Linked DNA regions of Mus musculus: all the other regions are linked to region 2. A link is a contact called in ENCODE POLR2A ChIA-PET data. All regions are on one chromosome and are shown on one strand. Each heading gives the region's core, a stretch centred on a gene start or an enhancer-like site at or near the end of the contact. The rest is flanking DNA. Distances are from core to core; before and after follow the strand shown. Region 1 has its middle 15 kb from the start of Scyl1. Region 2 holds the start of Cdc42ep2 (CDC42 effector protein (Rho GTPase binding) 2). Region 3 holds the start of Cdca5 (cell division cycle associated 5).

Region 1 (3,346 bases), core at 380-2,879, 140 kb after region 2:
TGCGTGTGCATGTGTGGCCAGAGAGCGACTTTGTTATACCCCAGGAACAACTGTTAGCTTCTTTTCTGAGCTAGGCCTGGATTGAGCTGGCTGGAAGGGAGCTCCGAGGATCTGCTTGTCTCTGCCTCCCGGGCACTGAGACTGCGTGTGAGGTCTGGGTATGTAACTCGGGTCCTTGAGCTTACAAGGCAAGCCCTTTATCAACCGAGCTCCCCAAACCCAGCAAGCTTTTTCCTATTTCTTTTTTAAGGTTTGGTATCCATATATTGCTCAGACTGGTCTGAAGTTCTTGGGCTAAAGGGAACCTTGGGCCTCAGCTTCCTGAGTATCTGGGATTGCAGCAGGTGTCACTGTGCCTGGCTTAGAAGGAATGTGTTTGTTTGTTTGTTGGTTTGCAGAGGTGAGGCCGGTAGAACTCACTCACCACATAGCTGAGCATATTGGTTAGGTTTTTGTTTTTTGCCAGTTTGACACAAGCTAGAGTCATCTGGGAGGAGGGAACTTCAATTGAGAAGATATCTCCATCAGATTGGCTTCTAGGCCACTCTATGAGGGCAGTTGTTTGATGGGCAGATTGTCTGCACTGCAAAAACCACAAGCTGAGCAAGCCATTGAGAGCAAGCCGGTGAGCATCCTCCATCTTCTCTGCCTCAGCTGCTACCTCCAGCTTCCTGCCTGGGCTTCCCTCCATGATGGACTGTGACACACAAGTATAAATAACTCTTTCCTCCCTACACTGCTTTTAGTCTGGGTCTTTATCACAGTACTAGGAACTGGAACGCCAAGGCTAGCTAGAAGCCATGGTCCTGCTGCTTTGAGCTCTCGGATTACAAACATGCCCTGCCAGGCCTCATTTGGCAGGGGGTGGGAACTACAGAAATAGCTCAGTGGTTAACAGCGAGCTCTTTTGCTCGCAGCAGAGGATCTAGGTTCATACCCAGCACCCAGGAGTCAGCTCACAAGAATCTGTAACTGGCTATCTGATGCCCTCTTCTGGCCTTCTCAGGTACTGCTTGTGCGTGGTGCACAGACACACAAGGAGGCAATACACTCATACACGTAAAATAAAAATGAATAAATCCGGCTGGAGAGATGGCTCAGTGGTTAAGAGCACGGGCTGCTCTTCCAGAGGTCCTGAGTTCAATTCCCAGCAACCACACGGTGGCTCACAACCATCTGATGCCCTCTTCTGGTGTGGCTGAAGGCAGCTACAGTGCACTCATATAAATGTTTAAAGAAGAAACTGAATAAGTCAAGCACGACAGTGGTGAAGCTGACAGCCGAGGGTCAAAAAATGCCTGCGAGCCAAGGCTGACCAGAGCACAGAAGAGCCACAGATCCCCCGAGTGGAAGCAGAGAAGGCCAAGAACCCCATAAAAGCTGTGGGGTTGGCCTGTGCTATCAGCTTCCCACTTGGTGTCTTTCTTCATCCTTAGCAAGCAGGAAGTAACAAGGACTGTTTGCATCAGAGGAAGGGAAGCCCAGCAGAGCACGGGGGCGTCCAAAGCCGGTGAGTAAGAGAGTTGAGGGTTCAGGGCCTTCTCCCAACCAGCTCAGTTCCCTGAAGCTGGGTCTGGAGTACAGGCCTGAGGAGCCCGGCAGCCTTGGGGAGGCTGAAAGTCACTACCACTGAGGTCCACTAGAGGGCGCGTGATGCCCAAGTTGTCACTACCTGACTCTTCTACTCTGAACAACCAAAGGCAAATAAGTTACTAAGTACGTGTGTGTGTGTGTGTGTGTGTGTGTTATGAACCAAGCATAAATAATTTTGTTATTGTTTTATTTTTTTTGCCCAGGCTGACCTCAAACTCAGCATCACTCATCTTTGCCTCTGGAGTGCTGGGATTAAAGGCCTGCACCACCAAGATTGCTAAAAACAAATCTCTTTTTAAAAAGATTTGGGCTGGTGAGATGGCTTAGCGGTTAAGAGCGCCGACTGCTCTTCCGAAGGTCCTGAGTTCAAATCCCAGCAACCACATGGTGGCTCACAACCATCCGTAACGAAATCTGATGCCCTCTTCTGGAGTGTCTGAAGACAGCTACAGTGTAATTACATGTAATAAATAAATATTAAAAAAAAAAAAGATTTATGTGGCCGGTTGGTGGTGGCGCACGCCTTTAATCCCAGCACTGGGGAGGCAGAGGCAGGCAGATTTCTGAGTTTGAGGTTAGCCTGGTCTACAGGGTGAGTTCCAGGACAGCCAGGGCTATACAGAGAAACCCTGTCTCAGGAAACCAAAAATATTTATGTGTTTTATGTATATGAGCCAGATCCCATGATGAATGCTTGTGGTTGCTGGGGCTTGAACTCAGGACTCTGGAAGAGCAACTAATTCTTTTATCCACGGACCTGTTTCTTCAGCCCCCCAACCCCCAAATGGATCCTTAAAAAAGAAAAAAAAAAAAGGGTGAAAAGAATGGTTTTGGACTTAGGAAACAGGTTGCAAAAATAGTTTGGCACATTATATGCCTTTTTTTAAACCAAGAAACACACAGGATAAATTTGCTGCTACATACGCTGTTTTGACATTGTTTTCAAGCAAGAACACATTGCTTATTAAACACAACACAATCTGGAACAAATGGAATTGTGGGGCACATTGGGCTGAGCCAGAACTCAGCTGTGCAGGGCAGTCCTGCCAGGAGAGAGGTGGGGAGGGGGGAGGGAGGCGGGGTCAGGAGAGAGGTGGGGGGAAAGGAGGTGGGTTGGGAAAAGTTAATATCATGATGCAGGAAGCAGGTCGTTGGAGGGCTGCTTTGGAAATTGGAAGTGTCAATGATTGGCTGCGGTGCTGTTACTGAGGGTAAAGATGGGGCCATCACTGAAGATGTTCAGGTAAGTGACGGCAAGGGGGTGGAGAGTCAGTGAAGTCGGGCTGGTGACTGGGTCCCGGAACACATACTTAAGTCCTGCTTGGAGCGTGGGAAGAAGTGTTGGTGAACTAGAGATGGGCAAAGCTATGTGGTTTAGAGGGATCTAGAGATACGCAGTGGAAAGAGCTGGGTTGGGGATTGGATGGGGAAGAGCTTGTAGGGTCTGAGATGGCCTCAAGGTGTCCTGCCTTGGCCTGAAGCCAGCTCAAAAGCCCTCTGCTGACAGCCTCCCTCTTACCACAGACCACTGCCAGTGCCCAGTGGGTAGAGCGCCCAGTCAGTTCCCTGACACCCTTTTCTGCACAATGAGCATACTCTAGCCCCCCATTACCCACCTTTGTTCTCTGCACCCCCTTTTGGCTCTTCCGAACCTTCAGTCTTCTCACCAAGAAAGAAAGCCCACTAGCAGCTGACACACTCTCAGAAAAGGGGTTGGAAAGGAGAGGAGAGGCACACTGGATCCCACTCTCTC
Region 2 (3,591 bases), core at 772-3,271:
TTATTATTATAAATAATTACACTGTAGTTGTCTTCAGACACACCAGAAGAGGGCGTCAGATCTCATTACAGATGGTTGTGAGACACCATGTGGTTGCTGGGATTTGAACTCAGAACCTCTGGAAGAGCAGGCAGTGCTCTTAACCACTGAGCTATCTCTCCAGCCCTTCCTTTTCTTTCTTTAAAAAAAAAAAATTACACTGAAGACAGAATCAGATTAATCCCTGTGAGTTCAAGGCCAGGCAGGGCTACATAGTGAGTTCCAGATTAGCCAAGGCTATGTAGAGAGACCTGCCCCCCCCAAAAAAAAGACTCTTAGCCTTCTTTCTTTCTTTCTTTCTTTCTTTCTTTTTTTTTTGGGGGGGGGGTTGTGTGTGTGGTGGAGCATGTGGAGATCAGAAAAGAACATTTAAAAGTTCGTTCCCCCTTCTTCCACCATGTAGGCCCTAGAAATCAAACTGAGGTTTTGAGGCTTGGTCACGAGCACCCTTACACAGAGTCTTCGCTCATAACGGTCTTCTTTTATTTTAGGGCTTGAATTTGCTACACAGCTGAGGAGAAACATTTTGAGCTCCTGATCCCCCTGCCTCCACCTTCTGAGTGCTGATGCCCCATCACATGCTGTTCAATCCAGTGCCCAGGGCTTCTCGGGGCTCTGTAAGCGCTCCACGAACTAGAGTACATGCCTAACCTGGGATAATCTCTCTGTTAAAGTCGGCTGAGCAGGCATGCGGCTCACATCTACAGACCCAGCTCTTTGGGAGGGCAAGGAAGGCGAGCTGCTTGAACCCAGGAGTTCAATCAATTATAATTTCTGGTAATTCCCTTTTCCCACATAACAAAATGGTCCCAGACGTTAAAACGTGGAGCTCTTGATCTAGTGGTGCATGCGTGTGAGTGTAAGATTATGTGAATGTGTGTGTGTGTGTGTGTGTGTGTGTGTGTATGTATGTGTGTGTGAGTGTGTGTATGTGTGTGACTTGGGATTAAACAGAAGGACTGACATACAGGGAATCTCACCGAGCTCCTCCGAGCTGTCCTCCTGGCCCAGAATATGGTCATCTTTAGGGAAGCATGACCCAGTCCTTCCCATTCTCCCCTCCCTTTTGGCTTGCCTGACATACTCCCCAGCCCCAGCATCCCTCCCTCCTATCCACACACCGCTTTCCACATCTGCTATCTGGAAGGCAAGCATCCCGATTTCCTCCTCCTATCACTGTCCTCTTCTTTGCCTCACTCCTCTTAGCACTCATCCACCCGGAAGGGGATCAGCCTGTGCCTGGAACCTCGAATTTCTTGAATCCTGACTCCTCAGCTTCCCTAACCACGAACAGACACTCAGAGAATTTACTCACAAAACGGCGCAATGAGAAGTTTCCCTCGGTTTGTCTCATCAGCTTTAGGACCTGTCCTTCAATAACTGTTTCTGATCCTGTTCTAAACCATCCACCTCAGAAACCACTTAGCAGGTCAGCAAACTCGTGCAAGTTCAGGCTGTGTCTGTCTCTGTTTTTCTCTGTGCTTTCCGACCCTGAATCTTTCTCGCATCCTTCATCACTCTCCTAGCCTAGGGTAAACTCTTCAAAACTCCCCTAGGTTTGTAAAACGCCTGCAAAGCCCAATTCATTCTTGAAGAGTCAGTGCGGGCGCCTCCCGGGTCCTCGTCCTTCCGTCAAGGAAACCCATCCAAGGATGGTCAGAGATTTCTCAAGAATTCTTTCTTCCGGCCTTTGTTGGCCCAGTGCTTCTAGCCTAAAGTTTTTATTCCAACACGAACAGCTGGCGTCCTCGTGTGTATCCACCCTTGTTACCCTTCGGTGATAGCCCTCAGCCGCCCGGAGGCTAAGCCTCTAGAATCTTGGAATCCAGCTCTTAGCCTTTACAGAAAGAAGAACCTGGGCGGTGCCGCGGTGGGCGGGGATGTGTGGGTGGGGGTTCGAGAGGAGCGGTCCGGGATTGGCTTCTGGCTCTGGGGGCGTGGCTTAGGCCCAAGGTCTGCACTGTAAGTTCCCAGGCCCTCCCTGGTCCTCTATCCTAGCCGCACAGCTCTGCAGCTTTGCCCGCGCTCCTCAAGGTGAGTTGGGACTGGGGTTTTACAGGCCTCCCGCAGCTCCCTGGAGAGTGCTAGCCAGGCGGTGTTCTGTTTTGGCTCAGATCAGGTCCATTATCTGGGGTCTGGATCCCCGCCCCCTACCCATGACCTCCCGCAGCGCTCAAGGCGCTGTGCTGTCAGTCTTGCAGCTCCGGGTTGTACTTCTATGCTGGCCAGAGACCTGGGACTAGGGAACATCCTCTCTTCGGCCCGTGTCCCTGCCTGGGCTGGAGGCCGTATTTTTAGCGGATGGTGAGGTGTCCTCCTATCTTTAGCTTTAGTGTTACTGAAATGGATCTGGGCCGCGCTGGGTAGCGCTTGACTGGGGATCTGGAGGGGTCGGCACAGGAACACAAGCCAGGGCTGAGCAGCCGGACTCCGGGGAGGGCGGGGGCCTGCACGTCCGAAGTCTGGCTGTGAGCCAAGCAGACATTGAGACTTCGCCCAGGCCAAGAAGCTCAGGCAAGGCAAGGCCCCTCCCAGATATCGGAGTCCCAGACAAGGTCCCCGATAATTGCAATTCTACCCTCACGGTGGTCCGATTGTGCAACCCAGAGAAAAAGGGCCTATGGGCGATCCACCTCGGGCACTGGAGCACGCAGTTCCTCGGTGGGCGTCTCCCTGGAGCGGGTATGCTCGGTGGGACCCTAGAACCCCGGGTTATAGCAGGGACGCGCGCGCCACCTAGCGACATTGTACTACAGAGAGATCGCTGCAGAAGCACCAGATTCTGAGCCAGCCCTGCCAGGGCTGGCAGGAGGGGACCTAGAAGGGTTTGGTTTTTGTTCTTGATGCAACCTCTACCTGGAAGAGCCGAAGTGCTTGAGAAAAGCCCTGAAGATATGTGCTGAATGTCCTTTGACGGTTACTGTGGATCCGTCTATTGTGCAGAGGCCTCTTGTTTCAAGTATAGCAGTGGGTCAGCTTATTTTAAAGACAGGGAAGGTGAGTTCAGTCCCAGAGAGAAAAGGTTCATTGCTCAAGGTCACAGAGGCCCAGGTGGAACTAGATTTCAAACCCTTCCCCTTGGGCTGCTGGCAAGACGGCTCAGCGGAAGTCTTTTGCTGAGCAAGCTTGGAGGTGAGCTCCTTTCCCGAAACACTCAGAGATGGACTCCACAAAGTATTCTGACTTCCACACACATTCCGCACACTACGTACACACTCGCGAACGCACTCACACACACACACACTCACATTAAAATACACTCAACAGTAACAATAAATAAAACTTTCTAGTTTTTTCTTTTTTTATTTTTAGAGGCAGTTTTTTTGTTTTTTGTTTTTTTAGTTTTTAGAAGTAAACAGATCTCTAAGTTCAGTTGGCCTGGTCTACGGAGTGAGTTCCAGGACCACCATAAACCTTCTCAGTGAGCCTTTAGAAAAGGGGCAGACCTAGAGCTGGGCCTGGTGGCACACTTTCTTGTTTTTTTTGGGGGGGGGGAGGGAGGGGTTGAGATTTGAATGTTTGACAGGGTCTCACTGTCCTGAACTCACTATG
Region 3 (3,684 bases), core at 836-3,335, 160 kb before region 2:
ATAAATAAACACTCAGCAAAACAACCTTATCACTCTGTGGACCAGGCTGGCCTAAAACTCCGAGATCCGCCTGCCTCTGCCTCCCAAATCTTGCGACTAAAGGCGTGCGCCATCACAACATCACAACAAAACAGTGGCAAAACAGTCTACAGAAGCCCAGTGGTTAAACCATAACTTTTTAAGAAAAATAGTGAGAATGTTCAGAGCATAAAGAACTAGAAATGAGGGGTTGGGGTTGGGGATTTAGCTCAGTGGTTTTCAGCTCTGGGGAACAAAACAAAACAAAACAAAAAAACCCAAAAAAAAAAAGAAATGAATGACACCCATAGGCAGGAAACAAGACTGGTAACTACAGTCAGTCCTGGTAGCATGCCCATCTCTAAGATTTGAATCTATCTGCAGAGACTGGTGCAGGTGGATCTCTATGAATTTGAGGCCAGTCTGGTCTACCGTAACTTCCAGTTCAGGAAACAGTGTTATACACTGAGACCTAAACTGACAAGCCATGAAGCAGTTGCCTGGGTAGAAGTGTATGCCTACCCTCTAAGGGTAAATCCTACACAAATAAACAGAAATAAACAGAACTGAACTCACCCTAGGACTTCTTCGAACCGTGTGGACATCTGGGACCTGTAGGGATGACATCAACTGATCAATCAATAGCTAAGCCCAGTTTTGACATCTCACTCCCAAAGCCTTCTCTCAGCCCCTCACCTCTACTGCATGAGCTACGATCTTCTTCAAGACGATGGCCTTTCTGACTGGGACCGCTGGAGTTGTCTGGGGGGGGTAAAAGAAAGTATTATCCATGAGCTTTACAATAGTTCAAAGCCCTCTAGGTCAGTGTAAAAGTACTTTGGGAGCCGGGCAGTGGTGGTGCACGCCTTTAATCCCAGCACTTGGGAGGCAGAGGAAGGTGGATCTTTGAGTTCGAAGCCGGCCAGGTCTACTAAGTAAGTGAGTTCCAGGACAGCCAGGGCTATACAGAGAAACGTTGTCTCGAGGAAAAAAAAAAAAAGTACTTTGGGGGTGTTGCTGAGAAAAGTTTTCCTTATCTTCTATCCAAGACTTCTCAGCCTCTAAGCCTGGTTCTAAGTTTGTAAGTTCTTGCACCATGTTGGGCACCAACTGTGGAAGCATTGGGCGGGAGTTTTTTGACTCCCTTGCTCCCAAATAACTGCAGGGCATTTCTTCCCCCCAACGCCACTACCTCCTGAGTAAAGGACACAGAGCTGTTATTCAAAGGCTGCTGGCACTATGTTGGGCAGGTTCTGAGCTACTCTAACCCTCTCAGGCTGCCTATCTACCAGTCACACGGTCCTCTACCTGAATCTCAGTCTTACTCTGACTCAATCTGGTCCATGTGTGCCCTCATGACTGCTCTCTCCCTCCTCTTGACCTTAGAGTGAAACCACCTGCTCTCTCCGCGCCTCCCCCTCTCCCACTTCTCTCTCCCTAGACTCTTCCGGACGCCTCAATGGGCGCTGATGTCCCGCCTCCTCTGTCCTCTCCTGCCCAGCCATAGGCTGATCAGCTCTTTATCAACCAATCAGAGATGATTTAAAAAAAAAAAAACAACAGTGAGCCCGGAGGTGCTAGTTAGCCGGACTAAGGATACCTAGGCATAGAAATTAGCATCTGAATACGCAGCGCACAAACCCAACCCCAACACCTGGGGGACCAGGAACTCACCCTCGGCCAGATTTCAGAGAACGAGTTCGGGAGATCTGAGCCAGATTTCCGCTTGGACGACTTCGAAGGCTTAGTAAGTGAAGTCCTGGGCCCTGGAAAGGAAAACACGTTTGATGGTGAGCAAAACTTTGCTCGAAGAAAAGGCGACAAACAAACGAAACAAGATGCTTGACGAGTTCGGAAAAGCAAAAGTCGTTTTCCAACTACCCCTTTGGGGCGTCTTCCACCGGGAGCCAAGTTTTGTTCCCCAAACAACCCCGCTCCACTGCTCCCGTGCTCACCAGACCGCTGGGCAGCCCCTCCTGATCGTGTTCGCCGCTCCGCCATGTGTACGGTCGGGCTCAGTCTCCGCCGCGGTCGCCTACTCAGGCTCGCGCCAACCGGGAACTTTGCTGCTTCAAACGTTCAAATTGCCCGCCTTGCTAGCGAGAAAGCGGAAGTGACACAGGCCGGAGGCGGACCATCCGCTTTTGTTGTCACAGGCTTTACGTCTAGCTAGCAAAAGGCAGAGGCGTATCCTGCGGCGCTGTGGCGTCATCAGCGTGCGCCGCACCCGGAAGAGACGTGGCAGCGGAGGGATAATCAGGCCGGACCTGAAGGGAGCGGAGCTGCAGCTACCGGAGTTGGTGAGCTCAGTCCCCGGCCTTCCGCGCTTTTCATTACCGTACGCACCGGTCACGATCGGCATCGCGGAGGTTCGCGGACATCCAGAATGTGGTCGGCCAGCTGGGGGCGGGTCAAGAGGGGGTGGGTCTTGGGGGCGGGGCTGGTGGTATTGGAGCTGTGCAGAGATCTGGCGAGGGCCTTCCTGGGTCTTGATGGAATGAAGGGTCGGTCGTTTGTGGTACGATCTGTACAGGAGACGTGGCTTTACCCATGCTAAGGCATTATGCTAGAATTTGGTGTTGGGACTGGTGTGAGACGGGACTGAGAGATTTAAAAGAAGAGAACTGGGTTGGTGAAAACAAACTGGCAGCCACCAAAACCTGGCTTCCTGCTAACTGATTTCACCCCACCACACCCTCCAGGATCGGTCATGGGACTTTGCAAGTGCCCCAAGAGGAAGGTGACGAACCTGTTCTGCTTCGAACACCGAGTTAACGTCTGCGAGCACTGCCTAGTAGCCAATCACGCCAAGGTGGGGCGTTTAGAGCAGTGTCTGAGCAGGGCGGGTGGGTGGGCAGACAAGATTGCCTACTTCTAAATCCATGTGGGGACCTATGCTAGACTGTAAGCTCCACAAGGGCAAGAACATGGGGTGTGATGCGCTCTGCTATGCCTTCAGTAGCTGCTCAATAAATGGTCACTCAATAAATGGAACAGATGAAATGATGAGTCTGATGAGAGAAAACGAGGCATTTGAGCCTTGGAGTGGTGTGTGCATCGTGGAGCCTGGGGCACCAGTTGTGACATCTCTCTCCCACTCCAGTGCATCGTGCAGTCCTACTTGCAGTGGCTACAAGATAGTGACTACAACCCCAATTGCCGCCTGTGCAACACACCCCTGGCCAGTCGGGAGACCACCCGTCTTGTTTGCTATGGTGAGGCCTGGGAAGGGGTCAGGGCAGCCCCAGGATCCAGCTTGGATACAGGTTTGATAGCATCTTTCAAGAAGCAAGACAGTGAGTCCCTCAAGCGTGGAGGTCAGAGCCTCAGATCCTGATTCCTTTAGGTACCGTCCTGTTTTATAAAGCCTCAGCAAGCCTTTTCTCTTCGTAGGCCTTAGAATCTTCCCTGAAAGTTAGAGCTTCTCCTTCCTGCTCTGCCAGTCTGGGAGAGCTAGAGATGACTATGAGCTGTGGCTGGGAGAAAGATCCACTTTAGGGGATGTTACTGACCCCGATACTGTACCCAGAGGAAGCTATCCATGTTACAGTTTGCTGGGAGTCGGTAGTCAGAGCCTAGTATAAAAAAAAGCCTCAGCTTAGCTTGTTCAAGGTGCTGGTCCAAAAGGGGGCAGCTCCACCTGAATTTCTCCATGTGAAATTATGT

The links. ChIA-PET counts read pairs that join two places held with the same protein, here RNA polymerase II (POLR2A).
Region 1: POLR2A ChIA-PET joins it to region 2 with 25 read pairs in Patski. The contact joins the enhancer-like site here to the promoter of Cdc42ep2 in region 2. POLR2A ChIA-PET finds 5 or more read pairs at or near these places in 3 of 5 experiments (Patski and embryonic stem cell).
Region 3: POLR2A ChIA-PET joins it to region 2 with 15 read pairs in embryonic stem cell. The contact joins the promoter of Cdca5 here to the promoter of Cdc42ep2 in region 2. POLR2A ChIA-PET finds 5 or more read pairs at or near these places in 4 of 5 experiments (Patski and embryonic stem cell).

What each region holds. Positions count from the first base shown.
Region 1 is chr19:5,784,888-5,788,233 of GRCm38, reverse strand. No RefSeq gene overlaps it. Among named protein-coding and RNA genes, the nearest start is that of Scyl1, 15 kb to the right of the region's middle. Within about 2 kb of position 1,629, at least 2 of the 3 ENCODE cell types and tissues checked have a DNase peak (open chromatin) inside an H3K27ac peak, as active enhancers do.
Region 2 is chr19:5,923,246-5,926,836 of GRCm38, reverse strand. Cdc42ep2 (CDC42 effector protein (Rho GTPase binding) 2) reads left to right here and starts at 2,021. Exons shown (of 2, transcript NM_026772.2): 1 at 2,021-2,073.
Region 3 is chr19:6,083,498-6,087,181 of GRCm38, reverse strand. Cdca5 (cell division cycle associated 5) reads right to left here and starts at 2,085. Exons shown (of 6, transcript NM_026410.3): 1 at 1,974-2,085; 2 at 1,693-1,784; 3 at 715-780; 4 at 595-630. The coding sequence starts at 2,019. It overlaps Zfpl1 (zinc finger like protein 1), which reads left to right and starts at 2,207. Exons shown (of 8, transcript NM_024231.3): 1 at 2,207-2,318; 2 at 2,721-2,830; 3 at 3,122-3,233. The coding sequence starts at 2,729.